Linked DNA regions of Mus musculus: all the other regions are linked to region 2. A link is a loop called in an ENCODE intact Hi-C map of the cell type or tissue named here. Cell type or tissue: heart. All regions are shown on one strand. Region 1 overlaps Cdh13 (cadherin 13). Region 2 overlaps Cdh13 (cadherin 13). Region 3 overlaps Cdh13 (cadherin 13). Region 4 overlaps Cdh13 (cadherin 13). Region 5 overlaps Cdh13 (cadherin 13). Region 6 overlaps Cdh13 (cadherin 13). Region 7 overlaps Cdh13 (cadherin 13).

What was found. A loop is a pair of places that touch in the nucleus more often than their neighbours do. Peaks named below come from ENCODE experiments on the same cell type or tissue, not always from the same donor. Only the 100,000 strongest peaks of a DNase experiment are listed, where the experiment ranks them.
Region 1: it touches region 2 in a loop (2.4-fold over the local background); 7 of 42 quality-filtered maps call a loop at or near these places.
Region 3: it touches region 2 in a loop (4-fold over the local background); 7 of 42 quality-filtered maps call a loop at or near these places.
Region 4: it touches region 2 in a loop (6-fold over the local background); 14 of 42 quality-filtered maps call a loop at or near these places.
Region 5: a loop joins it to region 2, with 2.6 times the contacts of the local background. A loop is called at or near these places in 4 of 42 quality-filtered maps.
Region 6: it touches region 2 in a loop (5-fold over the local background); 16 of 42 quality-filtered maps call a loop at or near these places.
Region 7: it touches region 2 in a loop (3-fold over the local background); 8 of 42 quality-filtered maps call a loop at or near these places.

Annotation. Positions count from the first base shown.
Region 1 is chr8:118,507,257-118,511,256 of GRCm38, reverse strand. The region is part of intron 2 of Cdh13 (cadherin 13); the gene reads right to left. Among named protein-coding and RNA genes, the nearest start is that of Gm24035, 83 kb to the right of the region's middle. In heart, no CTCF peak of the experiment used is centred here; a DNase peak (open chromatin) is centred at 1,656.
Region 2 is chr8:118,285,919-118,289,918 of GRCm38, reverse strand. The region is part of intron 1 of Cdh13 (cadherin 13); the gene reads right to left. The region is part of intron 2 of Gm51555 (a long non-coding RNA gene); the gene reads left to right. Among named protein-coding and RNA genes, the nearest start is that of Cdh13, 4.3 kb to the right of the region's middle. In heart, CTCF peaks have their summits at 199, 1,174 and 2,255 (motif pointing left); DNase peaks (open chromatin) are centred at 1,501 and 3,278; H3K4me3 peaks cover 1,145 bases; H3K27ac peaks cover 2,619 bases.
Region 3 is chr8:118,375,480-118,379,479 of GRCm38, reverse strand. All of the region lies in intron 1 of Cdh13 (cadherin 13), which reads right to left. Among named protein-coding and RNA genes, the nearest start is that of Gm51555, 44 kb to the right of the region's middle. In heart, no CTCF peak of the experiment used is centred here; DNase peaks (open chromatin) are centred at 289 and 2,499; H3K27ac peaks cover 1,696 bases.
Region 4 is chr8:118,434,352-118,438,351 of GRCm38, reverse strand. The region is part of intron 1 of Cdh13 (cadherin 13); the gene reads right to left. Among named protein-coding and RNA genes, the nearest start is that of Gm24035, 9.8 kb to the right of the region's middle. In heart, no CTCF peak of the experiment used is centred here; a DNase peak (open chromatin) is centred at 261.
Region 5 is chr8:118,348,427-118,352,426 of GRCm38, reverse strand. All of the region lies in intron 1 of Cdh13 (cadherin 13), which reads right to left. Among named protein-coding and RNA genes, the nearest start is that of Gm51555, 17 kb to the right of the region's middle. In heart, no CTCF peak of the experiment used is centred here; a DNase peak (open chromatin) is centred at 2,056; H3K27ac peaks cover 923 bases.
Region 6 is chr8:118,849,048-118,853,047 of GRCm38, reverse strand. It overlaps Cdh13 (cadherin 13), which reads right to left. Exons shown (of 14, transcript NM_019707.5): 5 at 1,177-1,329. Among named protein-coding and RNA genes, the nearest start is that of Gm31893, 210 kb to the left of the region's middle. In heart, no CTCF peak of the experiment used is centred here; a DNase peak (open chromatin) is centred at 2,437.
Region 7 is chr8:118,697,464-118,701,463 of GRCm38, reverse strand. All of the region lies in intron 3 of Cdh13 (cadherin 13), which reads right to left. Among named protein-coding and RNA genes, the nearest start is that of Gm24035, 270 kb to the right of the region's middle. In heart, a CTCF peak has its summit at 1,576; no DNase peak of the experiment used is centred here.

The sequences.
Region 1 (4,000 bases), 220 kb before region 2:
GTCACCTAGATAAGCACCCTGACCTGTATCTATGAGATAGAGTTAGAAATAAAAATTCACTGTGTGAGGTCACGGGGTTGCTCAGTGCCTCAGCCTTAGCATAGCCTTTTCTGCCGGGGATGCAGTGTGACTACACATTGTATTATAGGTATGCTTTGGTGTGGGAATCACTCCTTGTTCATTTTTGTGTTTGGTTTGTGTGTGTATGCATTAGGAGATATAAGCAATGAAGATGGAAATCTGAAGAATACAGTACTTGTAGTGGTTGGGTGACCAATAGCATGTCCATTCTGGATGCTGGGCAGAGGTTGGGGGAATCACAAACATGGTTTCCCCTAGGGAACTCAATGACCATAGATCCCTGGGATATCCAGAAGGTCTGTCTAAGCTGCTTGTGAACAAGGCAGGATGTTACACTTGGTAACTTGGTGTTCCCATCCTGGTGAGGTATGCAGGCAGCCACCCAGGTGAGCTGCTTCCTAACTGTATTTCCCCTTTCCTTGTACTTCTCATTGGATGCTGGGAATAGCCCCTCTTTCAAGTCTGAGATGAAAGCAAAAAATGTTTTGGCCGAATCATGATGAGTTGGGGGCTTTGCATGGCACTCAAAAAGACTCGGAGAAGGAGCTCTGCTGGGTACATGACAAGAGAGAGTGCGGTGCCGTGTTTTGATCCCAGCAGCTTGTTGGAAAATGGCCCTTTAAAGAAGAAAGCAGGTCTAGTTAGCAGTAAGGAGAGTAGAATAAAAAGAGTTATTTGGATGTGAAGGAAATAAAAGGCTTCCGAACAACTGAAGGGAGCTTGTATTGGAGTGAACAGTGAATAAAATATTAGGGAAATAAAAGGAGCAGGGTGACCATTAGTAACAGTTAAAGTGGAAAAAGGCAATTCACTGGGAAGTGAGGAAGAAGATTAAAAAAGGGATAAAAGGAAACGGTGCTGTCAGAACCAAGAAAGCAGGAATAAACGCTCCCAGAACCCGAGACAGCCGAGAGAAAGGGGTTGAACACAAGCCCAGGGGACAAGCAGATGAGCTTCCCCACCGAGTAAAGGGACAACACTTCCAGACAACTTCATAAAATCCTACGGCATGCGATCGATGAATGGATTGTGCTGTACTCTGCCTTTGGAATGTAAAAACTCACAAGGACTTATAACCAAACTTTTTAAAATTGTTTTTAAAAAAATATCCTTTCTGTCTCTCTGTCTCTGTCTCTCTCTGTCTCTGTCTCTGTCTCTCTCTGTCTCTCTCTCTCTCTCTGTCTCTGTCTGTCTCTGTCTCTCTCTCTGTGTGTATGTGTGTGTGTGTGTGTGTGTGTGTGTGTGTGTGTACACCATGGCACCTGTGAAAGCCAGAGGAGGCAGATCTTTCCTTCCCCTACATGGATCTCAGGGATGGACCCCAGGCCCTTAGGCTTGGCAGTGATGCTCCACCCCCTGAGTAATCATGCTGGTCCTATAACCAGATTTCCTAACTATTACAAATACAGTAAACATATAAACTGTACATATCATAAACAGGCAGGCCCAGGACCCTATCACTCACCTACTCTTTCATAACCTCTGGCACCCATACAGCGTCAGCTTCTATTTCTGTTGCGGGAAATAATAAAAAGGAATGGCAAGTTTCCCACGCTACACCCAGCTACTCTCTGCACTGGTGCGCTGCACTGGTGGCAATGGCCAGCCTGTTCTTATCTCATGGAGAGTCTCTGACTCAGAGCTCCAAAATCTCTCCACCCAGGGCACTAAGTTCCCACTGGCCAGTCACTACCACACCAGCCCCATGCTTCAAATCCCCCATGGCCTTTGTGGTGCACATCTCGTAAAACCATGCTTAGCCGCCATACCTTTCTCTCTTGAACCCAGTCGAAACACCACATGAAGGAAAATGCCACACCGACTTAGTTCAGAAAGAATGGTAACTCAATTGCTGGACACAACAACTAGAATCCTAATCTTGTAAGCCATATAAAATCTAAATCTTCTGGTGGCAAATCCTGGTGGGCCCACCATTGAAACTGGGAGACACCAGCAGCTACATCTTGTCCTTACACTATCCCCATCCAAAAAACCCCGAACTCTCTCCTGCTTCCCCTTATCCTCCTTCCAACCTGGAAGTCCCACCTAGTTGCCCAGTGATTGATTTCTTTATTTATTAGGGGGAGGTTCACAAGGAGTCACATGAGTCTGTGACTCATTTCTCCTTCCAGACAACCCTTCCTGGAGAAGCAGAATTAACATCAAAATACAACAGCACCAAGGCCATCCACAACATATTTCTGCACAGCAAACACTTTCATTTATCTTTAAAATGTAAATTCATGGATCCAAAGTTGTTTTTTTTTTTTTCCCCTAACTTTCTGGCTCTGATCAACTTTTACTTTCCATTTATGATCCAGGAATTAGTTTCTGCCAGCACACACACCTCTCACCTCTCACCATTGGCTCTTCACACTTTTTCAGAGACAAAAGGGGTTTGTGTTGAATCTTCTGAGATGCATACAAGGCACAGAGAGAAGGTTTGGGGGTTAAGAGAACATGATGTTTCCCCAAGACTCAAGTTTGTTTCCAAGCACCCATACCACAAATGCCTGTAGCTCACAAATGCCTGTAGCTTCCCTTTGTAGTGGTTCTCAACCTGTGGGTTGCCACCCCTTCAGGAGTCAAACGACCCTTTCACCGAAATTGCCTAAGAACCTCAAAAGAAAAAGAACATTATGGTTCATAACAGTAGCAAAGTTAGGCTGGGTGGTGGTGGCGCATGCCTTTAATCCCAGCACTTGGGAGGCAGAGGCAGGCAGATTTCTGAGTTTGAGGCCAGCGTGGTCTATAGAGTGAGTTCCAGGACAGCCAGGGCTATACAGAGAAACCCTGTCTCCAAAACAAAACAAACAAACAAAACAACAACAACAACAACCCAGTAGCAAAGTTAAAATTATGAAGTAGTAACAAAAATAACTTTATGGTGGGAGTCACCACCCATGAGGAACTGTAGTGAAGGTCACAGCCTTAGGAAGGTCAAGAATTGCTGCTCCAATGGATGTGATACCCTTTTCTGTCCTGAGAGGGCACCTGCACTCAGGTGTGCATAGCTCCATACGGACAAACAGGCACAATTAATTAAAAATAAAACTTTGAAATTGTACAGAAAAGAACTTATAAAGAGTAAGAAGAGAGAGTAGAAGTGATTGGGGAAACATTGGTAAAATATTAAAAGGGTATTTCCATTTAATATTCTCAGCTTTGACATCCCTCTTTGGGTGAAATAAACCGGCCGTGGTCTCTCTTGGAGACTCCGATTTTCTTAAACAGTTTAAAACAGGCATTCTCCAGTGTCTACAGACTTTCTTGCCCACCTAGACACAGTTAACCTCAACCACAGACTATACTCAGAACAAACTCTATTCGTTGTTTCCTTGAGAGGAAGTTACAAGTACCTAACTGACCCTGCTCCTTGTGTTCTGCCTTAGTGACAGATGTGGACAAGCAGTCTCACCTCAAAGGCTAATCAGATTTTGCTGACCCAACATCTCACACACAAACATCAAATTTTAAGTTGTGACTGATTCCCGTAAGGCTGGATTTCCCTGTGTGTGTTGTCATAGGTAGCAAGCCTAGTCTCATTTAGCATTTAGCAGCTTACACAGGCTCAAGGGCCATAACCAAGTTAATTACTTGGGGGATTAAGACAGAGCATGCACACACGCCCCTCTGATATTGGAATGTACAGTATGCTGCAGTTTAAATTAAAAAGACCCCCTAAACTATGATTGTTCCCAGCTTCTTGGTGCTGAATTGAAAGCTGTTTGGTGTCATGAAGATTATAGAAGCAATCACATTTATGGGCCTGCTTTGCATAGCAGCTCTATTAATTTCCATATTGAGGGTAGCTTTGCATTTCCCAACATGTTAACATCGATGCCATTGGGGGGTAATCACTTGGTACAAACAAAATAGAATGCAAGAGACAGAGACAGAGACAAAGACAGACAGACAG
Region 2 (4,000 bases):
CTGCTCAATACAATGGGACGAGACACACAGGTTACTGTAATGTTTGTGGAGCCAGAGAACATCTACAGCACTGGTACTGCATTCAGGACCACAGTGAGAACCAAATGTTCAAGACAGATGCGAACCATCACCAGCAGTGTGGAGGTTTGAATGAGAAATACTCTCCATTGGCTCAGGTGTTGAACACTTGGATCCCACTCAGTGGCGCCATCTGGGGAGCTGATGTACCCTTGCTGAAGAAGTCTATCACTGGGAGGGGGGGAGGGGAGGGGGCAGGCTTTGGGTTCATAGCCTTGCCTCACTTCCAGTTTGTTCTCTGCTTCGTATTTGCAATTGAGAATGTGATTTCTCAGCTACCCGTTCCTGCGCCCCCCCCCACACCCCCGCTCCTGAAACATGGGGATGTGGAGGGTGTAACATATCACAGGTCACATATCATATCTCTAACATACCAGGCTTCACAGTGACTCAGCGCTGCAGGGACGCTGCAGGTCTACATGTCATTACTGTGAGTGGAGCCTCCAGTCTGGGTACTGTTAATCCCCAAGAGCTCTGATAATAATTTTCTGGGGGAGGAGGGGCAGCCTTGGTGCACCCACAGCCACATCTGTGTATTTCATCATAGGGATCCAAAAGCCACCTGCTCCTCCCTTTCATCACCTTCATTACTGTGTGCCACTATTACTATGTGAATGTGTGGTGTGTGTGCACATGTGGGGTCAGGGAGTGCATACACTTGTGTGCACTTGTTCAGAGTCTACACGACTGCTCCACCACTCCCTGTCGTGTTCCCTTGAGGCAGGTTTTCTCACTGAATCTGAAGGTGGACTGGTGGCCACCAAGCCCTAGTGATCCTTCTGTCTCCGTCTGTCATGGCGCCGGGGTTTCAGACACATTGGTTTTGGGGGGATTTTTAAACCCAAGTCCTGATGTTTGTACAACAAACACTCTTACCCACAGGGCCAATACCCCATGCCCATGCAACTTCCTTTTAAAGTAACATATCACTAAGAAGTTATCCATGTTGATTGGATTGAGCCTCAGTTTATGAGAACAGAGTCATTCAGTGATGGGTTCAAGGGCGTGGAATTCCTACAGTGGGTGCTGTGCTTCGGGGAGGGGCTGGGGAGTTTTCTGACCAAATGCAAAGTAGGTTCTGTCCTGAAGGGGCAGTAGTGGCTCAGCTCCTGCCAACCAGCACCACTTAGAAAGAGAGCTTAAATAAATAGCAAGGGCCGCCGAGTTTTCAAGAAATGCAGGGAACCTGAAGCATCTTTCAAAGATATTGATGTCATGAATTTAAAAAAAAAAATGGGCACCAGTTGTCCTCTCCCCCCCACCCCCACCCATTGGTTCAAGCAGACCAGGGGCTGCCAGTCTGCAAGCCCTGTCCAGAAGCCAGAGCAGAAGCGTTGGGACACATCCCAGCAAGCAGATGGCAGGAGCTCCAGTCTGCTAATCACCCAATCCACCTCCCCCTCTGGGCTCTGCCTAGGTGGGGAGATGTCTCAGATGCCAGTCTTAACCCAAGAGAGAAGGAGGACTCTCACTTTTAACCCGAGGATACAGCCACCATCCCACATCTGTGGTGGCAGAGGAGACGAGCCCTGGAGAATTGTGTTGGCAGCATCCCTCAGGAGGCCAGATTCTCCAAGGCGTCTGGACACCTTGCTGACAGCTAAATGGAAGGAGGGCCCAAGCCTCTGGCTACTTGACTTGATTCTACCAGACTGGTCATTGTGATTGGATGACAGACGAATATTTCCCTCTCCTTTTCAGGAGGTGCTGGGGCACAAGCTGAGACTGGGGGATTCACTCTTCTGGATGGTGTGTCTTGGGGGGAAAAATTATCTTCTTTCCCAGACGGAATGGTTTCTGCTTCTGCTGCCTGAAGAACAAAGCCAGATCCAACCAAAATCAAAAGGCCAGGACATGTCCAAACTTCATTATAGTCCAGACTGCGTTGTCTGCAAAGCCCTTTGAAAATCACTCCTGCCTTCGCCTTTCTAGGGAAGGAAGGATGGAGGAGTGAAGATAGAACAGGGACCACAGCAACGAGAAGAAGGGAAGAGAGAAGGATGAACAGCTCAATGGGGAATGACAGAACCTCCCATCCAGGACAGCCTGTAGCAGAAAATCTCGAAGAAAGAGACTTTCCTTCTGAAGGACCCGCTTTGCTTCACAGGAATTCTCCAGACCGAGAACTGCAGGCTCGGGATTTTGTAAGGCTGTGGATGGAGCCCCCTTCTGGAGAAAAATTTCACCAGGTACAAAACAAGATCAAACCACACAAAGATGGGCATGTGTGCGCACACACGCAACCGCTGACCGATTTTTGGCTGTTAGGATAATGTGCCTGTCAGCCAGGGAGGGATGGAAAGGGCAGCTTTGGCTTCCACAAAACAGGAGTTACCTGGGCTCCTAGGGTAGCTGTACTTCTAGACAGCAAGGAAAGATAAGGTTTTGAAGACATGAGCGCTCCCTTCATCCAGAGAGTTAACTTCAGGTGACCAAGTGATTGTCATAGCTGATTGTCATAGCCAAGTCCTAGTTCCTGAAGATAGTACCATGGCTGGGTATAATTTTCTTGGAGGGTGGGGGAGGATGGGTGATTTTACTTTAACACACAGAGGATCTTCTCTTCTAGAAGAGAGGAGGTAGAAGAGGAAGATCTGCTAAGAAGACCTTTGAGGCTTCCAGTAACATGCTGGAGTTACATAAATCCAGGTCACTTACTCAGCCTGGCGGTGTATTAAAACTATTTTGGGGTTTGCTAAAAATATTTATAAGAGTGTTTAGACATGTGAACTTTTACCACTTTAAATCCTTGGTCCCCTAGAACTTTTGAACAGTGCAGGCTGCCTTAAGCAGGAGCCACAGGCTGGAGGTGCCCTCTCAGGCTCTGAGTCCCTGCCCTCATCGGAAAGGCTTTGCACATGAACCAGGCTCTTAAAATAGAATGGGCAGAGTGGCGGCCACATGAGAAGTTGTGGAGACTCACTTAAAGTCCTGAAATGCCAGACTCTCACTCTCTCTCGGGGAGAACTTTCCCACTTCAAGCCAGAGCCACAGAATCCCAGGGAATACTTCTCGGGAACACATGGAGGGACAGTCTCAAGACCTGAGCCACTCCCTAGAAGTTAATTCTTGGGGGATTGCTCATGCATTGTGCGAAGCTGGGCTGGGTGGAAGTGCTGCCTCCCAGGAGTGGGCAATCCCTACCACAGTGGAATTTCTAACTCACACTTCTGCTCCTTTGGGTCAGTGGCCAAATTCCAGCTGCTGCTTCCGGGACAGGTTTTCCCAGAACACCCGGGGTGGGGGTGAGAAAAAAGGTCTTCTAGTCCTTATTGTTTAGAACCGCGCCCCCCCCCCCCAGCCCACCTCACCCCCAATGCATGCAAATGTGGAAGGTGGCAAGTCTGCCAATGAGCAGCCAGAGACTGATAGCTTCCAAGCTGGGCCCAGTGCCTGCTTTATGTTTGACTGCATGGAAAAACACACACAGGCTTGCCCTAGCTCTGCAGGGCAGTGAGTAATTCACTTTTTCACATTGTTTTTGTCATTCCTCTGTTTCCTTTCTGCCTCAGGAAAGTTTGGGTTGGGCTTGTTGACTCAAAGGCACTGAGACACCCCACCACCACCACCACACACACACATATGTTCATTTTTCTTGGAGGCACAAAGACCCAAGCCTCCAACCCCCTGCGTTTAAGCCTGTTGTTGGTGAACTCCGCTGCACCTTGCATGGGGTGGAGACTATTTCCCCTCCAGGTGCTTCAGCCCAGAGAACAGCAGTCACTATCTTCATGCAGATGAGCGCTCTGATTATGCAAGACAATCAAAGTGAGAGCTAAAACCCCCCAGGGCTGGCCATTTATTTACAGTTCAGAAGCAACTGAGTGGGCTTTTAAAGCCACCTTTGCCAGCCGGCCCTGCGGGAGAAGAAGACACCCCTGTTGCTCTGCAGAGGTGCCCCATAGGAAGCCCCTAGGCCCCT
Region 3 (4,000 bases), 90 kb before region 2:
TGGGTAATGACGTTGGAGTCCATCTACACCTTCAATTTTACCCCACAGGGCTCATAGACACTCACAGGCACTGAGTCAAACCACACCTGGAGGCAGTTTAAGTCCTAAAATCTACACGCTCTCTTTCCCCATTACACACAACCCGGTCAGACTGGAGATAAATCATAAAGAACAATGTCTTGATTTGACCACTCTGGTAGCTGTGACAAAATCCAGCCCCACAGCAAGACTCAATGGCATCAAAACTCGTAAATGACCACACTGTTGCACGCCAAGTTTAGCAAGGCACTTGTCCCCCTGACCAGTCTATGAATAGCACAGTCACTGTTGGGACAGAGCCGCTGTATGACAAGGACTTACATGCCCTGTCTCCTGTGACAGGGCCTATCTCTGTCGCTAAAGCATCTGTGGCTGGAGTATTTGTGATAATACCACAGTTCATCTGCCCGGCGTGGAAAAAGATGAGAGCTGTCTGCAGATCACAGGTGTTGGATTCGATTTTGTTACAGAGATCGAATCCCTGGGAATTTTCTGTTTCTGCCTGCTTCCTTTGCAAAGTGCCTCTCTGGAGCACTCCTAGGTCATCGATAATATTTGAAAGGTCTTAAAATTCAGGGGCCTGGGAGAGAGATTAGCTGGCGAAGTGCTTGCTGGGCAAGCCTGGGGGCTAGAGGCTCACCCCAAGCACCCACAGAAGAAAGCCAAGCATGGTGGTATACGACCGGATACTGAAGAGGCACAGTGGGACTCACTGGTCTGCCAGTCTAGTTCATTTGGCAAGTCCGAGGTACTCAGAAAATAAAGTGGACACCGAAGACAGACCCCCGATTTCCACACAGCTATGTATACACATGCATCACATAATTATATACTCACATGAACATGTATACACATGTATGTGTGTGCATGCATGCACACATGCATATAGACTGGGGAATAGACTACTTTATACCACTTACTGGTCTGAAACAGCCTCCTCTGAGCTTGTGGGGGTACCCCCTGATGAGGCTTGCTTCAGCTGCCTTTACCCTCTATGTAATGGATACACTATGCAATGGGCAATTGAATATACCCTCAAGACCACACTTGAGTGAAGGGTCCAGGAATCCGGCTGCTGAGAGCACAGACATGGGCAGATCTTCATGACTATCCCTTTGGGGGCCACCTGGGCAGTGTTCCTTTTCCACCATAAGTATTAACACTGAAAGACACCCATGCAATGGCTGGTTACACTGGAGTGGGAAGGCCTGCCCACCTCAGATCATATCAGAACTTGTCTCAGGACCCAAGAAGCAGTGAAGGTAGCCAATTAATTGGCTATGTCCTAGATGAACTTCTCCCTCTGTCCATCCTGCTCTGTCCCCACTATTCAAAGCTCCTGATCGCCTCTGAACCCTATGTCCCCACTCAGAGTGGCTGCCACAGTCCACAGCAATCTCTAGGTTCCTGTGAGCCAGTTTGAGATTAGAACTCTGGCCTCCTCTGGAACACCACATCTCTTTTCTCTCTTCTAAGGCCTCCAGGCTGCCCTCCTGCCCAGCCTCCAACTTTCACCACCACCACCACCACCCCCAAGTCGCTGGCTTACTCTGCTCTGGCCATGTGCTGCACTTCTTCAACACAGGACACTTTTCATCGTGACTCTATCTCATTGGTTCTTCCTTCCGCCCAGAAAGCTCTCAAAAAATACTTCAGGCTTTGGCAGGGCAGAGGGGGCACCAAATATCTGTCACAACAGATTGACTGGCTTTTTTTTTTAAATAAAAATCTAATTTATTTATGTGTATGTTTTGCCAGCATAAAGGTATATGCACAACATGTCTTCTTGGAGCCCACAGAGGTCAGAAGAAGGCACCAGATCCCCTGGAACTGGATGGAGGTAAACCATCATGCGTAGGCTAAGAATCAAACCCAGGACTTCTGTAAGAGCAGCCAGTGCTTTTAACTGCAGTGTTCTCTCTCTCTCTCTCTCTCTCTCTCTCTCTCTCTCTCTCTCTCTCTCTCTCTCTCTCTCTCTCTCTCTCTCTCCCTCTCTCTCTCTCTCTCTCTCTCTCTCTCTCTCTCTCTGTGTGTGTGTGTGTGTGTGTGTGTATGTGTGTCTGTGTCTCTCTAGCTCCCAGCATTTTTTCATTTTAACACAAGGCAGCCACACGTGCTGTGTAACAAACAAAATGGACTGAGATGAGCTAATGGCGAGCCCTGTTTGTGATACAATCTATGATCCATACATCATCCATATCCATAGTTCATGGATAATTTGGCCACACTTGCCTAAATCAGGAGTGTCCGCCCTTCAGATGTTAGTATATAACTTTCTCCTCTACTAACACTTTGTTTTCCATTTAGAGCTACCCTGCTCACACCCCCAAACTCAGGTCCTCTGGCAGGCCTGGCAAACACATTGCTGACTTGAGTCAGCTCCCTGCCTCTGATACTCTATCTGAGTGAGTAAACAAGTCCCCAGCAGATCTAAAACTGCAGACTGCTTGTCAGCATGGCAACCAACATTGAGAGACGAGAATGTTGGCCAGCATGTAGATTAGAACATTCCTAGCCCGGGCATTCACCTGGCATGGGTAGCTAGCAAGCTGGCCATAGTTTCTCCAGCTGGGGTGAGAGGGATAAATCTCTCGCCAACAGACCTCTTTCTCCTCCACTCTTCTTCCTGTCTGACATCATTTACAGCAGCTTGAGAAATAGATTCATCCTGGCTGATCTTTAAAGAGGCAGTCAATACCAATATGAAAAATAATTACCATACCTGGAAAAAAAAAGTGGGCATTGATTTCGGCAGCTACAGGAGCCTCAAAACTGGATTTCAAGTACACAGTGGTACGGTAGAAGACGCTGATTGCTTGGCCTGATGAATTTAACTTTTGCTGGATCAAACTGAGGCTAGAACTTTAAAATATAGACGTCTTCTAAAAAAAAAAAATCAGCATCACAGTTTAACCCAGCTGCAAATCAATCGAGTGAGGACTACTTTGAAGAAACTGTATGAGGTTCAGGGGACACGGTGATAGGGAACGTGGACTGTCCCTCCTGATACTTGCATTCTTCTGATAAAAAGCCAGCACATAATTCATCCTTTAACTATAATTAAGGCAAATATTGCAAAAAAATGTGTTGTAGAGGGGACTGGCATGGTCTTGGGAAGTCAAGGGAGGCGCTCTGTAAGGAAATAACATTGAAGCTGTAAGTTGAAAAGGTTGTGGGAGGAGCAAGAATGAACAGTGCTCATTCCAAGGAAAGGCTGAAAACCTGAGGGCAGTGGTGTAAGTATTCATTTCAGAATATTACACACATACACACACACACACACACACACACACACACACACACACACATATATATGTGTGTGTGTGTGTGAATCTAGTAAAATACTTTAAAAAACTGACACTTGACAAAAAGTACCAGGCTCACTGCTAGACACATACAAAATGTATAATCCACATTTCCAATCTCTAAGACAAATACCATAACAGTGAAATATCTAATAGTCCCCGCTGAAAACTCTGGACATAGCCAGTTGACTTTTACAGGATGACATTGTTATTTTTTTTGCCAACTTCTTACACTTGTTGCCGATCTAAGATCATAGCTGGTGAAGAAACACAGCTCCCAGATCAGTGAGCCACTCTTTTTATTAAAGAGTTGTGTGTGTGTGTGTGTGTATGTGTGTGTATGTATGTATATATGTGTGTGTATGTGTGTGTATGTGTATGTATGTGTGTGTATGTGTATGTATGTGTGTGTATGTGTGTGTATGTGTGTATATTTGTGTATGTATGTGTGTATGTATTTGTGTGTGTATGTGTGTGTGTGTGTGTGTGTGTGTGTGTGTGTATGTGTGTGTGTATGTGTGCATGTGCGTGTATGTGCGTTTGGTGTCCATTGCGGACAGAGGAGAGTGCCAGATCCCCTGTGGCTGGGATTATAGGTGCTTGGGAGCTATCTGATGTGGGGCCTGGGAACTGAACTCAGGTTGTCTGTAAGAACA
Region 4 (4,000 bases), 150 kb before region 2:
TGTTTCCTTCATGACAAAAACCCACCACCACTACCAACAACAACAACAACAACCAAACAAGACAACTCTGGTATTAATAAAAATAGGTGGCCCTACCCATTGAACCACCTTATCCATACTCCAGAATGCTCTTTGAAAATCTCCCTTGCTCTCCTCCCTCATTAAAAGTTGGAAGAACACTGACCTGAGAGATGACATGTCCTTTCCCTGACACACGGAATCTGAGCCAGATGCACTTGAGCCTCCTTGAGATGACCCAGGGATTTCTGGCAAGCTGTGTGCTAGCAAATAACAGCCCAAAGGAGCTCCCTCCTGATCTGGCTAACACCCTCCTGGAGGGGCTTGCGATTGCTGTCATTAAGTCCCAGCTCAGGGACTCAGACAGAATTAGCTCTTTGTGTAATTAAGCCGAGGAACACTTAGAGTTTTGTGATATGTCTAATTTCTCTGAGCAATCCAACTACACAGAAATGCAATGACCACCAGCTGCCTCCAAAGCCCTCAGGGTACCTTGAGGGTCTGGTGGGGGGTACGATTCTGAGAGAGAAACTAGAGGAAGCCAAACTGAGGACTGGGCAGGAGCAGTGACATTGGCTTTGAGTCTAACTCAGCTCCTTGGCTCTCGGAATAACCAGAAACGAGCAATACTGTGAAAGAAAATTCCTTTGGAACCCAGAGGAGAGCCCAAAAAGGAAATGTACAATTGAAGAGCAGCCCGGTGGGGACTCGACCTGGAAGCTCGCCCTCTACCTGCGCGCCCAAACCTCGTCTGTGTTCTCTCCAGCATCCGCCTACAAAAGTCGATCCAAAGGCTTAATGAGCCAAAAGGCATTTAGAGTCTCGCATGTGAATTATGCCACCGATTCCCACTTCTTTAATTGGATGCAAATAACATCACCTGGGCTTCACATCCCAGGATCCGTCCGGCTTTTTGTCACAAGGCACTTTAATGCACCCCATTCGGAAGAGCCCGGTAGGAGAGGAAGACATTAGCTGTGAGATGTGCGAGCTTGTGCCAAATTTGCGAACACTGGCAGCCAGACCTATAGATAGAATGGGGGGTAATTTCATGCAAATTCTCCCTGCTATTCCTTGAGCTCTGAGATTAGAGATGTCAGAAATGTAAGTGTGCCACTGCTTAATAACACAAAGAGCTCATTCAGTCCTGATTCCCTAAGCTAGACCTTAAGACGGGAGAGGGGTAGTGAATATGCAGACAGAAGTTCTCAGACGGAAGCTGGAAGATGATGCTCTGTACGGAGATCCTGGTTCCTGATGGGGAAGTCGAGGCTACTGTGTAAGTCACTATGAGTCACATCCAGGAAGTATCTAGAAGCCTTGTGTGGCTCTGGACTCTGTGGTTCAGGCTGCTGCTGTGGCAGTAGTGAGTGTGTGGGCTCTGGGATGAGCCATGACTCCATGGCTCAGAGCAAGTCCCAGGAGACACATGTAGGAACACTGCTGATCTGGATGGGAGCTGAGCTTTCTCAGACACTTGCTTTACTTCCTTCAAGTTTCCCATGGGTTTCTCAGGCACAGGCTCCTCCACGTTCCCAAGCTGGTTTTTACTGGTTCGTTTTGTCCTGAAGTATCCTGATGTATCATTTAAATGGGGGGGAGGGCTTCTCAAGGATGATTTTGAATCCTACAGGTCACATGAATAAAGGGGCACTATTTAGGGACCACCTTGATCCTACTCACTGGGTCCTAGGCCTGGCATGGGATTGCATGGAAGCTCCCTGGAACTTCCGGTTTCAGTGTTTGGGTAATCCTGAGATATCCATGGGTGGCTTTAAGATTAAAAACCACATACTATTCCCTCCAGCCCTTGCTATATCTTCCACAGGCTCAACCTTTCATCCCTAACTTTCTAAGAAGAAGAGGAAGAGGAGGAAGAGGAGGAGGAGGGAGGAGGAGGAGAGAGGAGGAGGGAGGAGGAAGAGAGAGGAGGAGGGAGGAGGAGGAGAGAGGAGGAGGGAGGAGGAGAGAGGAGGAGGAGAGAGGAGGAGGGAGGAGGAGGAGGGGGAGGAGGAGGAGGAGGAGGAGGAGGAGGAGGAGGAGGAGGAGAAGGAAGAAGAAGAAATGTTCTTAGAAATCCACAGGCAGTTTCACTGATTATCAGATTTCTGTAAGAAAATGAATCTCAATTGAAACAACAGATGCCTTTCATCAACATGTGACTTCCTGTGAACGAACATGGGATTAGGCCCTATTTTCCACTATTGGCTGTGTGACCCTGTGGAAGCCCTGCAAGATTCCTGGCCTGCCTTGCTCTTCTTTATCCAATCAGGGCAACCGTACTCCCATTTCTTAGGCTAAGTGTGGGGATTGAGTTGATGAACATTTATGCCTACCATACACTAAGAAGCAAATAAATCAGCTATACACTGGTCTTTGTAGATTTATGTGATTAGAGACCAGTAAAGCAGAATCATTTGTACACAAGTGCTCGGAACACTTCTATTTTTGTTGTTGTTATATTGTTATTGTCGTTGTCATTGGCCCTCTGCAGTGGTAACTTCTTTCAAATAATGTAATGTGGTAAATGGGATGTGCGTTCAGACTCCAGAACATATACTGTTCTGCCGCTTCATCCATTCCGAGTTTCATTTTATTTTGTTTTGACGCCGCGATATGTGCCAATAGATTGGACACGTCTGCCTGTATACGCAGACAAAATGAAGAAGCAGAACCCACTCATTGTAAAAAGCACAGACTCTGTTTCTGGAAGGACTCTACACGGGCATTCAACTTGCCCAGACAGAGATCAGCCGAAACACAGCACAGCCTTGGCAGCCAGACGATGGGGCCCATTTTGTCATGTGAGACAAAGGCACTCTTTTTTTAAATAAGCATTTGTATTTTATCTTATAGACCTATTCATTCTAAATAAGCATCATCAGGGACCACTAGAAATCGTGACTCCTCACGTGGGCTCTGCCCTGCTGATTTACTAACCAGTGACAGATTGGGCAGCTGAGTGTTTTATGACTCTTGTCTACCGCCCCTTAAGATGATGGCATCCTGATTTGGAGACGCAAAGAGGTGTTACGAGCATGCCCAGGCAAAGGCATTCTCAAAAGTGATTTTTGTATCTTCTCCATGAGGAATGCCTTGTTCTACATATTGTAAGCTGCCTACAATGTTTTTTGAGATTAAAAGACAATACCAACAGACCAACAGCTGGATGGGGTACTACTGCACACTTGCAATTGTAGTCAGGGGCTTGATTTAAGGATAGCCTGGGCTACACAGAGAGACTTGATTAAACACAACATCACCCCCTCTTTCCGTCATTTCTCTCCAGCTACTAGAATAATAGCCCTTGAGTTCTTAGCTCTCAAAGGAAAAGAAGGAAGATTTGCCCTCCATTGGGAATCTATGGCAGGTTTTCCTGGCTTTTGAATTGGTAGAATAGAATGCAAGATTATAAGCAGACACATCTTAAGCAAGATGGTATATGTCATTGAAGTGAAGAGTGTGATTAATTAGTAATTTGCTATGAGTGATTTATCTTGTGCCTCCCCCCACTGCTAGAACTGCCTGCTGTGGACATCAGGTGTACAGCTGCCTCGTGCATAGTGATGAGGGTTCATGGCAGTGCGGGCTGAAAGGGGAGCTGACTTCCATGGAACCTTTGTCTTTCTTAAAGAGCCAGTTTTTATTAAACAGGCTTGAAGTCAAGAAGGGACCAGGCCCACAGAGGAAACAGAAGAGCCTGTGCTGTCCAAGCGTGTTCTCTCCCCAACCCCTGCTCTTCCCTCCCCTCCCCTCCCCTCTCCATGAGTCAGCTGCAAGTCTGCATCCCTGGGTGCCATTTTGGCCTCGCCTCAATAAGATAGTCACTCATCTTCCTACTTTCCCATTGTTACTTGCCAGCCCCTCAGTCAGTCCCCACCACACCATCTCTGTCCTGGATGTCTGAGGTAGCCTCCTTACAGTGGCTTTATGAAGTAGAGACTTTTCCCAAGCACGGCTCACTATGTGATGTCCAGTTTAA
Region 5 (4,000 bases), 63 kb before region 2:
GCCACGGAGGAGGGAGACCAGCGACATGGGGATTGTGTGTGGAGGTGGGTGAGTTATCAGAAGAGGACAGAGAACCAGGTTCTGAGCTTCAGAGACAGAAGGCCCAAGGGGAAGGAAAGTAAGACTGGAGACAGGACTCTTAACGGGCCAAATGGGCATCGTTTGCTCTTTTATCAGCCGTTTCCTTGTTCTCTACAAAGCTCTAATGTGCTTGGAAACTGTACTCCCCCTGCCAGGTAGGGCTGACAACCCAATTTGTCTGACTTGAGAAAAGGGCATTTGAATACGGTTGTGCAATCTGAACATCCTCTCATTCATAGAAATTAGTCAGACATAAAAGTGAGCAAATAGCTAACCCAGTTCCTTCGAATTTTGATACCTTAAGCATGCTGGGAAGCAAGAACTCCCTCCCTACTGGGGAGTACAGAAGGCAGACACCACATCGTTACCGCACACTCATTCAGAACAGAGCCAGTAAGACTCCAGGTTCACCAAGAGTGGACTCACAACGACACTCCCTTACCAGGGCAACTCAAGGGCAATTCTGAGTTATCCACCTCTCTTTCTGTACTTGTTTTTGTGATGGTTAAATTTTAATCATGGGTCAGACACCATTCATAACCATATGGGAAGAGAGTTTCCATGACAGATTATTCACATTGAGTTGGCCTGTGGGCATGACTGTGAGGGATTGTATTAAGTTAATTGACGTGAGAACACCTAGCCCAGTGTGGGCAGTACTATTCCCTAGTCGCAGGGTCATAAACTCTATAAGAAAGGAAAAAGCAAGCAAGCAAGCAAGCAGGCAGGCTAGCATACATTTATTTCTCTTTGATGATAAAGTGTCTCTAACTTTCCTGAGTTCTTGACACTGTGGCTTCTCCACAATATGACCTGGAATTATAAGTTGAGTAAGGATGCCCTTTCTCACCCTGAGCTGTATTTTGTCACAGAAACAAGCATGAGACTAAAATGCTACTACATGATTAAACCATGATGCATGTGAAACACTGGCAAGATCCATGAAGAAGGAACTCTTAGGCATATACTTGGTCTAAGAGATGGTCTTAGACATATACTAAGCTAAAGAGGAGGGTAAGAACACTGGTAGTTTTTCCAGGGGTCTTGAGATCAATCCCCAGCAACCATATGGTGACTCATGACCATCTGCAATGAGATCTGGTGTCCTCTCCTGATGCACAGGCATACATGTAGGCAGAAAATTGTATACCTAACAAATAAATAAGTCTTAATAAAATAACAAAGAAAAATAAATATACTCAGTAAATATATATGGGAAAAGAAATATATCACAAATACTAAAGGTCTTAGCCAAGGATGCAATCAAAGAGGACACATCCAGCATGCTCTCCCCTAAATGAGAGTTTTTAAGCCATAGCAGGAGTTATAAGATGAGGAAAGAAATCAGAGCAAAGAGACTATATAGTTCATCTACAACAAAGAGGAGCCAGGCCCTGAGGGGACTCAGTTAAGGGCTTGTTGTGCAAGTCTAAGATTCTGTGAGTAATACACAGAACCCCCTTAAGACAGCTGGGTATAGTGGAATGGTGCTTATAACATTAGTGCTAGGGAGGTAGATATGGGCACATTGCCAGGGCTTGCTGGTCAACCAGTCTACCTGAACTGAGACTCAGGCAGTGAAGTCAGTGAGAGAGACCGTCTCAAAACAAAAACAAAAACAAGCAACAAATAGTAGATAGCATCCTGTGATTGTCTTCTATCTGCCCCCACCTCCACACACACCACCACCACCACCACCATCACCACCACCTCCACAACAAGAACAACAGAAAGACCTTTGAACTAGGGCAATGTTCACACGAGTGAAAGAGAGATGTGGTTGCCATGTACTTCAGACATAGGGTCAGGAGGATTTATCAGCTCACAGGTTATCAAGGAAAAGGAAGAAATAAAAAAGTACTCAGATTTTCTAACTTTGGAGGTTGAATGGGGCTGGTAATGCCATTAGCTGGGAGGAGAGGGGAAAACAAACAGGAAGAGGCAATGACTCAGAGACAATGAGTCTCTGCTGGGCCACACAGGGCTGAGGCTGCCCACGAAGCTACAGGATGGAGATGCCCGGGACTAGGGAGGGGCAGCATTTGCTTGTACACAGCCTTATATGGACGTCTTGAACACTAGAATAGCGTTACAAATTGAATCGATATGGATGGTCACTATTTGTGGGGTTGGGAGGCAGCGGGGCTTGGACATTGGGACGTCATAACTGAAGGCAATTAAATGCTGTCAGCAGCTGCCCTGCAGGAGATCTTGCAGGACAAAGAGAAGACTCAAAACAAGGTGAAGAACCACTCCTAGGGCAGGACTTGCGGTCTCTGAGCCTTTGAGAGGATTAGATATGGCCCACATTCCAGACCATTAGTCCCCAGGGAAAGGGCAGCCAGGATTCTCTGACATCACATATGAAGGGCAGTCCTCATGTGGCCCTGACTCTCAGCTTGTTTTTCAGAGTTCTATCTTATGGCTCGCTCTGTGCACGGAAGAAGTTCCGGGTCCCAATGATTGAGAAAGTGTGGCACACTCCAGTGAGGGCTGGGGAGATGGGTTGGGTGGTGAGGTGCTTGCTGGCTAAGCACAAAGACCTGAGTTTGATCCCCAGAACCCACCCGATGAAAATTCAGCTGTAATGTCAATCTTACCGTCTTGGTACCGAGGAGGCAGAAACAGGTAGATCCCTGGGGCTCACTGCCCAGCCTGCCACACCTATTTGGTAAATTCCAGGCCAATGAAAGATCCTGGCTCCAAAGAACCAAGTGGATAGAACAATATCAGAAGCTGACCGGCCTCCACAGAAGCACACGTGTGTGAACACACGCATGCACACACATACACACACACACACACACGCACATGTACATACACACACACACACATACACATACACACACACACACACACACACATGCACATACACACACCCACACACATACACACACACACACATACACATACACATACACACATACACACACACCTGTGCACTATTTCTTCAGTACACAATTTATCTCCTCTTTTTTAACCTCACTGCTCCCAGTTTATTCAGTTGTATTTCCCTTTGAACTCATAATGCCACGCCCGTTTGTTACTACCCATAACAAGCCATAACTAATGTGCATAAGCTACTCTGCACGTCAGCCTAGGAAAGACTGCCCTGAGACAAATTTCTACAGTAAGCCAACTGTTCCACAAGCCAGTCTTAGCTTGAGAGTAGATCAACAAAACTCCCTGGAAGCATAGGCATGTGGGGTCAGCTAACGGGTGGAGTCATTTTAAATAAATCTCTTTTCACAGGACTCCTGAGGCTCCTGCTAGCATCACTCTTGTGAGGCTATATGAACCACCTCAGATTAGATGGTCTCCTCCTGACAGCTGAGTGACATTTGACACAGACAGGTGACCATCTCAATATCTTGTCTCAGTTGCTCAAGTGCATTGTCTGACTCCAGGAGAAGAACGGTGACGAAGGCTGTGCTTGTGGACTTAAGTCCAAGGGTGTGTCATGTTTAGAGATAAGTGTGATCCCAGTTAGACTTACGTTAAACACGGCGTCTAAAAAGGTCTTTATAGAAAAGGTTACTGTGAGGGTTGCTGTAAGGCCCACAGAAAGGGCAGCCATGCTGAGGCAGGGGAACCTGGGATGGGGCTTGAGGAAGCACTATTTTGCTGTCTGCCTTGCTTTGGATGCTCTTGAAATTAGCCTCCAATCAACCCAGGTTGAGCCAGAATTAGCATAATGTGTCGCCTCACCAACTGTGTTTGAATGCTTCTTCTTCATTCCACTAGTCCTCAGGGAAGCTCAACCCCAGGGGCAAGGGAGACAGAGAGCTGGCAGGAACGGCATGGGTGAGCATCTATACCCTCCCAGGCTGGACCCAGGTTCATCCAAACACTTCACCTCTTTGAAGGTGGAACAATGGTTGTCAGTTCCCTCTGCCCTTCAGCAACCAGGCTATGGAGT
Region 6 (4,000 bases), 560 kb before region 2:
GCTTTTTCCTCATTAGGAAATAAGGCGGTAATATAATTTACTTATCAGCTGTTCCCAGAATCGAATTACAGGAAACAAATTACATGCTTAAAACAAGTCCCCGGCACAGAGTGCATTCACAGAGGGTTTGTGGTTTGTGTACCTGCGACGAGCAACCATAGCGATGGCATGAATACCGCAGTTCCCAAGGAGACTCGCATTCCCAGCATCCATGGCTTTTTCTGTATTTACTTTTTCAATCACATCTGGGTATTTAATTTTATACATTTCCTTGATTTTTTTTTCTTTTACCATGGCTCTGAAGGCACACCTGTCCTAATGCATGCAAACACTTCAGAACAAGGACACCATATGTGTTTGTCTTCTGTCTCTTGTATCTTGTCTTGAATATTCCCATGTAACTACTCTGTTTCCACACAAGATTTCTTCATAGTTATTTTATAGATTTGTGTTCTTTCTCTCTCTCTCTCTCTCTCTCTCTCTCTCTCTCTGTGTGTGTGTGTGTGTGTGTGTGTGTGTGTGTGCAGACAGTGCCTGTGGAGGTCAAGAGAGGGCACTGACTCCCCTTGAGTTGGACTTATGGGTGGGTGTGAGCTGCTCAATATGGGTTTTGGCAACCAAAGTCAGTCCTTGGAAGAGCACCAAGTGCTCTCGACCACTGAGTTCCCACTCCAGTCTGCTGCATCTTAAATGCTGCAGGAAGCTGCCTTCCTTGACACCCTGATGCCAGCACCCCTCCTGCAGTTCACTATTTAGCAATGCTCCACCCTCAGGGCCAAGGCCCACATTGTACAAAACTGCACTAACTCTTCCAGATTTCATCAGGATAAATGTCTAAAAGCAGGATTATCTTGTCTGAGGGTTTGTACTTATCACGGTGACTCGGAACACAGGCCTCTGAAAGCCAGGCTTGGCCTCAGGGTTTTGACCTCCTCCGAGGTGCCTCTGGTATCTGTCTCATTGGTCTCTGGAACCCAAAGAGTGACACAGGCCCGGTGGCTCTGCTGATGAGCTAGGGGGCCCCTCACTGTTAGGCTCCACTTTTGTTCTCCCAGAAGCACCTGGAGCCACACTTTCTCGGGTTTGATGAGGCACAGAAATAATTGGCTCGGTGGGAAGAAATCACTCTGAAATCCATATCTCTATGCGCAGGGTGAGCAGGCACCCAGGACTCACTTGATAAGTAGCGATCGTTTCTCTGTCCAGGGTCCGTGTCACGGAGACACTGCCTGTGTTCTCATTGATTCTGAAAGTTCCTTTAGGGTCTTGATCCACTCCCTTCCCGGTGAGCCGGAACTTGGACCCTTCGGGTCTGTCGCTATCGACTACCTGTTCAGAGAGACAGAGTGACATTTAAGACGGTCTGAAAGGCATGGAGAGAGCCCGCCATAGACACCCCACACATACACACACACACACACATCCCTTGGGGACCAAACCACTAGTGTCAGGTGCCAGCGCAAAGCTGCCTGATCAACCAAGATTAGCCAAAAGCAACCTTGCCCAAAATAGCATCATCATCGCTTAGCTTGGTTCATGCAAATGGTTACAACTTACAGCTGAGGAAGCTTAGCAATAGTGGAAGCCCTGGGTAATGGAGCAAGGCGGGCGGGTGATGAGGAAACTTGCATTGTTTCTAATGGAGGAAGGAGATTTGGTTTTCTCTGCAAGCAAGGGTAAGTGTAGGAGTTGTTTATCTGCCACACACTGGGCAGGCACTGAGCAAGGTTTATACTTTGTTGCTAGTGCTAGTGACCACACGCCTCATGGCTCCCCTGGGTGCCAGGCTCTGCTGAGCGACTCTCATGAACCTCTTTATACTTTTAAATGGTGCTTGGAATGGGACTTTTTTTTTTTTAATCATCCTGAGTTTGTTTATATAATGGATGGAACCACAGTGGTCTGCAAGGTGGCTGTGGTCCCTGCTCTTAAACAGATGAAAGTGAGATTCTAAACCACGTTGTCCGTATCTCCTGACACCACTGTGCAACACTGCTCTTTGTGACCATTGACCTTGGTCTGATATCCGAAGGCTAAGTTCAGAAACTAGAGGTAGAGGGAGGTTCTTGTGAGCACAAGGGACAGTCAAGTCAGAAGCCGCAGACAGGTGGGGGAACACCTAGAAAATTCCAGAAATGGGGAGTCTTGAGCACACTCTGAGCAGAGGAGAGTTTCGGGAAGGTAAGGGTTAAAATATGGAGGTCAAAATTTGGCGTGTGGAACTGCTCAGTTAAAGAGGGGGACTGATGCTTGCACAAGCTGTATCATATTCACCCGTATCTCATGTGCTATCTATCAGAGTTACCATTGTTAATCTGGTTATAACAAACGCAGCTTAAAGGCCATGAACGCGGGAGGCACAGATAGAAGGCTGCGGATGTGCAGGCAGCTGTAACTACTTCAACCATGAGCAGGTGTCTATGTAAATCAGCACCCTCCAGGGGCCCTGCAAGAACCAAGCCTGCAATTCTGCATGCAGGCACCAGGTGGCAGTGGTGTCTAAGCTAGGATGAGCATCTTGGTGGGAGCATCTTGGTGGGTGATGTGGGAGGACTGGTTGAGGTACATCAAAACAATTCCACAAGACAGGAAGGTTTTCTTGCGTTTTCATTTTTATGATTTAAAAAAATGTTCTCTAATGAAATATACTTAAGGCTTTAATTAAACACCAATTATCTCTGTTTGAATTTTTAAGATTAATGGAAAATAGGATCAATAACAAGATGTATGATACTTTTTGATAAAAAGACATTTTAATTGTGATTTCACTGGAGTTAACTCATCTCAGGTCCTTTCCTGAGCCCCCATCCCCTGCTTAGAGGCCTCAGAAGGTCAAAGACCCCATGGCTTCTTGGCCTTCTGGTTGAGGCCAGGGTCCACCATATTGTCCAGTTGAGCAAACACATGCCTGTCTTCATGCAAACACGTTACAATCCTATCTTCAAACACAGGGTTTTGCCTCTGCTCCCAATTTCATCAGGTGCAAAGTGGGGACAATCACTATTTAGTTCTGGGGGGTAGGGAGTGGGGAGGGAGGCTGAGGATTTAAAGAGACAGTATAGCTGGGCGTGGTGGCCGGGTCTATACTCATAGCCACACAGGGTCTGAGCCAGTTCAAAGCTTGAATGTTCCAGAGTGATTTAGAGCCAGCTTGAGCACCTTGGTAAGACCCTATCACAAAATATAACTTTAAAAGGAGGCTTAGGGGCTCGGGTGAGCAGGCCTGGAGGTTGTAAGGGAGAAATAGCTGGCCCTGCTCATTGCCTGGGCAATGCTGGAGAGCTGGCCCTGGTGGCACAGGTCCAGGAGAGCTGGTCCTGGTGGCACGGGTCCAGGAGAACTGGCTCTGGTGGCACAGGTCCAGGAGAGCTGGCCCTGGTGGTACGGGTCCAGGAGAGCTGGCAAGCTGAGCAAACCCAGCCTCTACCCCATCACAGATCTAGGGCTTTGAGCTGGCCTACCCCAACAACCATCCCATCTATGAATTGCTGGTACATGTGAAGGGACCAGTCCTGCAGATCCAAAGCTGCAGGATCTCCATGATATCGGGCAACAGCAGAATATCCTAGGGGAATCACGGTGAGGATCCAGTATTGATAGTGTAGCAGAAGCCACAGGCCTCAAAACCAGGTCAATGATTCACGCAATTAACATTTGCAAGTAGAAGCTGTTTGGGCAAAGGGTCTACTGTGTGACATACCACAACCTCCACGGATATATATTTAAAACAACCATATATATATGAAATATTAAATAAAATATTTAATATATAACATTTATGTATTATATTTACATAAGATTTATTATTAAATATATTAAATGCAAATAAAAATAATAAAAACAAATATATAAATATAAGTATATTAAATTTTAATATATTTTTAGTTTTCCTTTAGTGGGGAGGTTCCAAGGGCAGAGGGTAGATATGAAGGGAGGAGAATGGTGCATGATGGGAAATTCACAAAGAATCAATTTTAAAAATTAATAAAAAAGAGGGCTA
Region 7 (4,000 bases), 410 kb before region 2:
AAGATAAATGGACCAGGAGATAGCCACGTGTTGAGGAAGAGATACAGCGGCCAGAGAAGAATAAACATCGTTCTAGAATTTGCTGGCGGTATGGAGGGAACTACTCATACTTGAATTGAGCTCTGGTACCCCAACCTCTTTGCTTTAACATTGCTGGGTTTTGTCTGTTTTGTACCGTACTGGAGATCAAGCCCATAATGAGACTGAGGTCAGCACTCTGCCACTGAGCAAGCTAGCTTCCTCTCCAATCCACAATAATCCTTTATCTGATTGATAAAGAAAAAGCCAGCCTGCCCTCCCCACACATATATATCAGATGTGCAGATTGGTCTTGGTTCTCCAATAACTGGAGCAGGGGCCATTCCTGACTCTGTTGCCTGTCTGTGGATCCCCATTCACGTAACTGGTCAGCCTCGTCTGGCCTCAGTGGGAGAGGATGTGCCTAGTCCTACAGTGACTTAACAACCCAGGGGGCCTCACACTTCTCAAGGAGAAAAGAAGGGGGAGCTGTGTGAGGGAGCATCTAGAGGAGAGGAGGGGACTTCAATTAGATGTCAAGTGAATAAATAAATTAATGGGAGGAAAAAGAGAGAAAAACCCAAGTTTTTCCATAGTCCATAGCAAAGATGAAAAACAAATAAAAAGAATTCTCAGAAAGTTCTGGCATTTCCTTTTATAATTGGCCATTACCTCAAAATCCAGAAAGCATTAAACTTAAAATTATCAAGCCTGATTTGAATTTTTAAGAAAAAAAATTCATGGATCTGAAAGTTTTCTTGTTTTTAAAAATAAAATTGCCCGTGAGCCATGACAATTTAAGACACTCTTTGTTAAAAAGAAAAGAAAAGAAAGAAAGAAAGAAAGAAAGAAAGAAAGAAAGAAAGAAAAGGGATATCTGTAAGACATGTCTCCTACCAGTTTTAATGTCTCCAACTCTAGGGTTATTATATTAATTATGTTTCTTGTCACCAAGTACTTGACAAGAAAGAACTTGGGAAAGAAGGGTTTATTGTAGTTTTTGGTTGAAGGGGGTACGGTCCATCTTGGGAGGGACAACATGGCAGAGGACATCCCTGTGGCAGTAGGAAATTGAGTGGCTTGCTCATACTGTGGTCAGTGGGAAACAGAAAGACTTGGGTGAGACCAAAGCTTAAGCTCTAACACTTAGTGAGCCCCTTCCTCCAGTCAGGCTCCACCTTCTAAAGGTTTTACCTTCTGCTTAAACAGCGCCACCATCTGGGGACAAAGTGCTCCAACACATGAGCCTGTGGGGGACATTTCACACCCATACTACAAATGGACATGTCCAGACAGCAATTGCAATGTCACAAAAAGGCTCTTCTTCCTCATTATCGTATAAGATGCACATAGGTGTCTGTGACCAAACCTCGAATCTGTCCTCACTGGCCCATCCTAGAGCAAGAGGTGGCCTGTGCGAAGGGTATCTCTAATTAGCTCGAGCAAGCCGTAGGATGGTTTAAGCAGAGCAGGCTGGAAGGGAGGTCAGACGGGCACTGAAGGCTCTGTGTGCCAGGCTAAGCACTGAAGACTGCAGTCTCAGCTCTGCCCTGGGTTTGCTCATTCACCAAAAGGAGGCGCTCCTGTTGTTTTCTGTCACTCACCTCAAGATTTTTAATGAAGGCACGCTCTGGTCACTCTTATATTAAGTTGAAAACTCTAAGCATCAGTTTGCTAACTTGTTTTAAGATCAAATCTATGCCATCACCATGGCAATGCGGATACATTGTATCCTCATCATTCCAGAAACATCCCTCAGACCTTCTCAGTCATCATCCTCCCTAAGGTCCCACCATGCGGGCTGCCAGAGACCTGCTACTGGCCATGGGCAAGCTTCCTCTTTCTCGTTGGCTTCTTTCACCCTCAGTCTGGTCTGTGTTGGCTCTTGAGCATGATAACAGGTTTTGTTGCATCACCAAGCCATCTCTTGATGCTACTTTAAGCTACTATGAGTACTGTTATGAGCACTCTAGTATCCCCTGGGGAAGGTGGCCATACATTTATTTTAGATTTACCTCTGATTATGTTGCTAAGTCATAGGATACTCAGCCTTGCAGTGTGACAGCTGACACAAGGTATCGTCATTCTCCAGATGTCCTTTTGGTGTGTGTGTGTGTGTGTGTGTGTGTGTGTGTGTGTGTGTGTGTGTGTTATCTTCTGGTCTCCCTCCTATATATCTCCTTGTGGATTAATAATGTCGGAGGTCTTAACACTCAGAAGTCATTTCAAGGTGCTTTTCTGTACAGGGGCTGTTAAAGTCCCCTCCCCACTTTTAAACTGGTTGACTGCCATTTCCTCAATCATAAAGGCGTCGTTTGTTGCTGTGGGCAAAGGTCCCAGGCAGGTACGTGCATGACCTAGGCTTTCCCACTCTGCAACCTGCCGTTCCTCTTTTTCGGTTGCTGCCGTTTGAGGAACGCAGGCTTGCGTGCTCACTGGTCTAACTCATCTTCCTGGAGGTTCTTTTGCATGGCATTGCTTTTCGACATGTGCTCAGGTCAGCCCCACTGTGACAAGGTGACACTGGCTTTGGGAAGGGAGCCGAAAGACTCCTTTCTGAAAGCGTGAGAGCTGGTGTTGTGGCTCTGAAAGTTCGGGAGAATGTTCCATGCAGTCACCTGGCTTTGGCTTGGTCTTGGCTCACAAGCGCTTGAGGTCAGGAGACACAGACGTCTCTCTTTGTTCTTCAGTGCACCGAGTTTCTATACCGTTCAGAGGATTTGTCAGTTTCAACTTTCAGATTGATTTTCAGGAATAGCCTCACAGGGGCTCCTTGCACTTTCTATAACTAGTCAAGTTTCCTTTTACACCCCATTCATTTCCGACTGCCTGCTCTCCGTCCTCCTTCCCAGGGGCTTTGCGAATTAGGCATCTCTCAGACAGCCGAGCTGCGGTTTGGCTGGGGTCTCTTTTCTCCCTGATTGACTCTCACTATCCCTTTCCCTTCTCACTATCTCTCTCCATCTGCTTTTGGAGCTAAGTCTGCTACTCTCTGGCTTTTCCCTGCTTTAGCTTCACCCGGCAAGCCTCTCGCATGGCGCCACATTTTTGTTACATTCTGCTCAAAATATTTCTGCCATTATTTCTTATTTTTATTTTTACCCATGGCATGTTTCAAAGTGTACTGCTTAGATTCTTATGCATGCAGGCACCTTTGGCTCCCACTGTTGCTAGCACCTGGATTATATGCTTATGTGCACAGTTCTTAGAAAATATATTCTGCAGGATTCTTTTTTTTTCTTTTCAACTGTTTAGACAGATTTTAAGATCAGGACAGTATAGTTGTAACCATCCCAGGATTACCTGAAGAGGATGTACATCTTGTAGCATCTCAGTGGACCACATGCACTGGGATGTGCCACTGAACTCTACATGGCCTCTGCTCATATTTATGTGGCTTTTTATATCAGCCCACAGAAAGATGCTAAAAGCTGCAACTATAAGTGGGGTGGGCTCTTAGCTCTTATGCATGTATAGTCTTAGCACCAGGGAGGATGAGGCAGGAGAATTATCCATGAGTCTGAAGCTACCCAAAGTGATCCGGTAGGTTCAGTCTGGGATACAGTGCCCTGTCTCAAAAAACAAAAAAACAAACAAACAAACAAAAAAAAAACAAAAAAAAAAAGAAAAAGAAAAAGAAAAAGAAAAAGAAAAGAAAGAAAGAAAAAAAGCAACAAACAAAACAACTGAATTTCCAGATGTGACCCTGGGTTTTTCCATTTCTGCCATTAGCGCTACCTTTTCTGTTGGTTTTGATATGTACTGATAGATGCAACATAGTTGAGGATCACCCTCTCTGCCTGCTGCCTGGCTCTGTTACAGTGGTCTCTCTCTCTCTCTGAAGCAGTATTTCTCCCTGGAAGTTCATTTCCTCTCAGAATAGCCTGGATACCAACTTACCTTTGATTAATATGTCACAAGCAAATTTCTTTAAATTGTTACCCTTTAGTCCCCCTTTAGTTTACATTGAAAATATATTCAT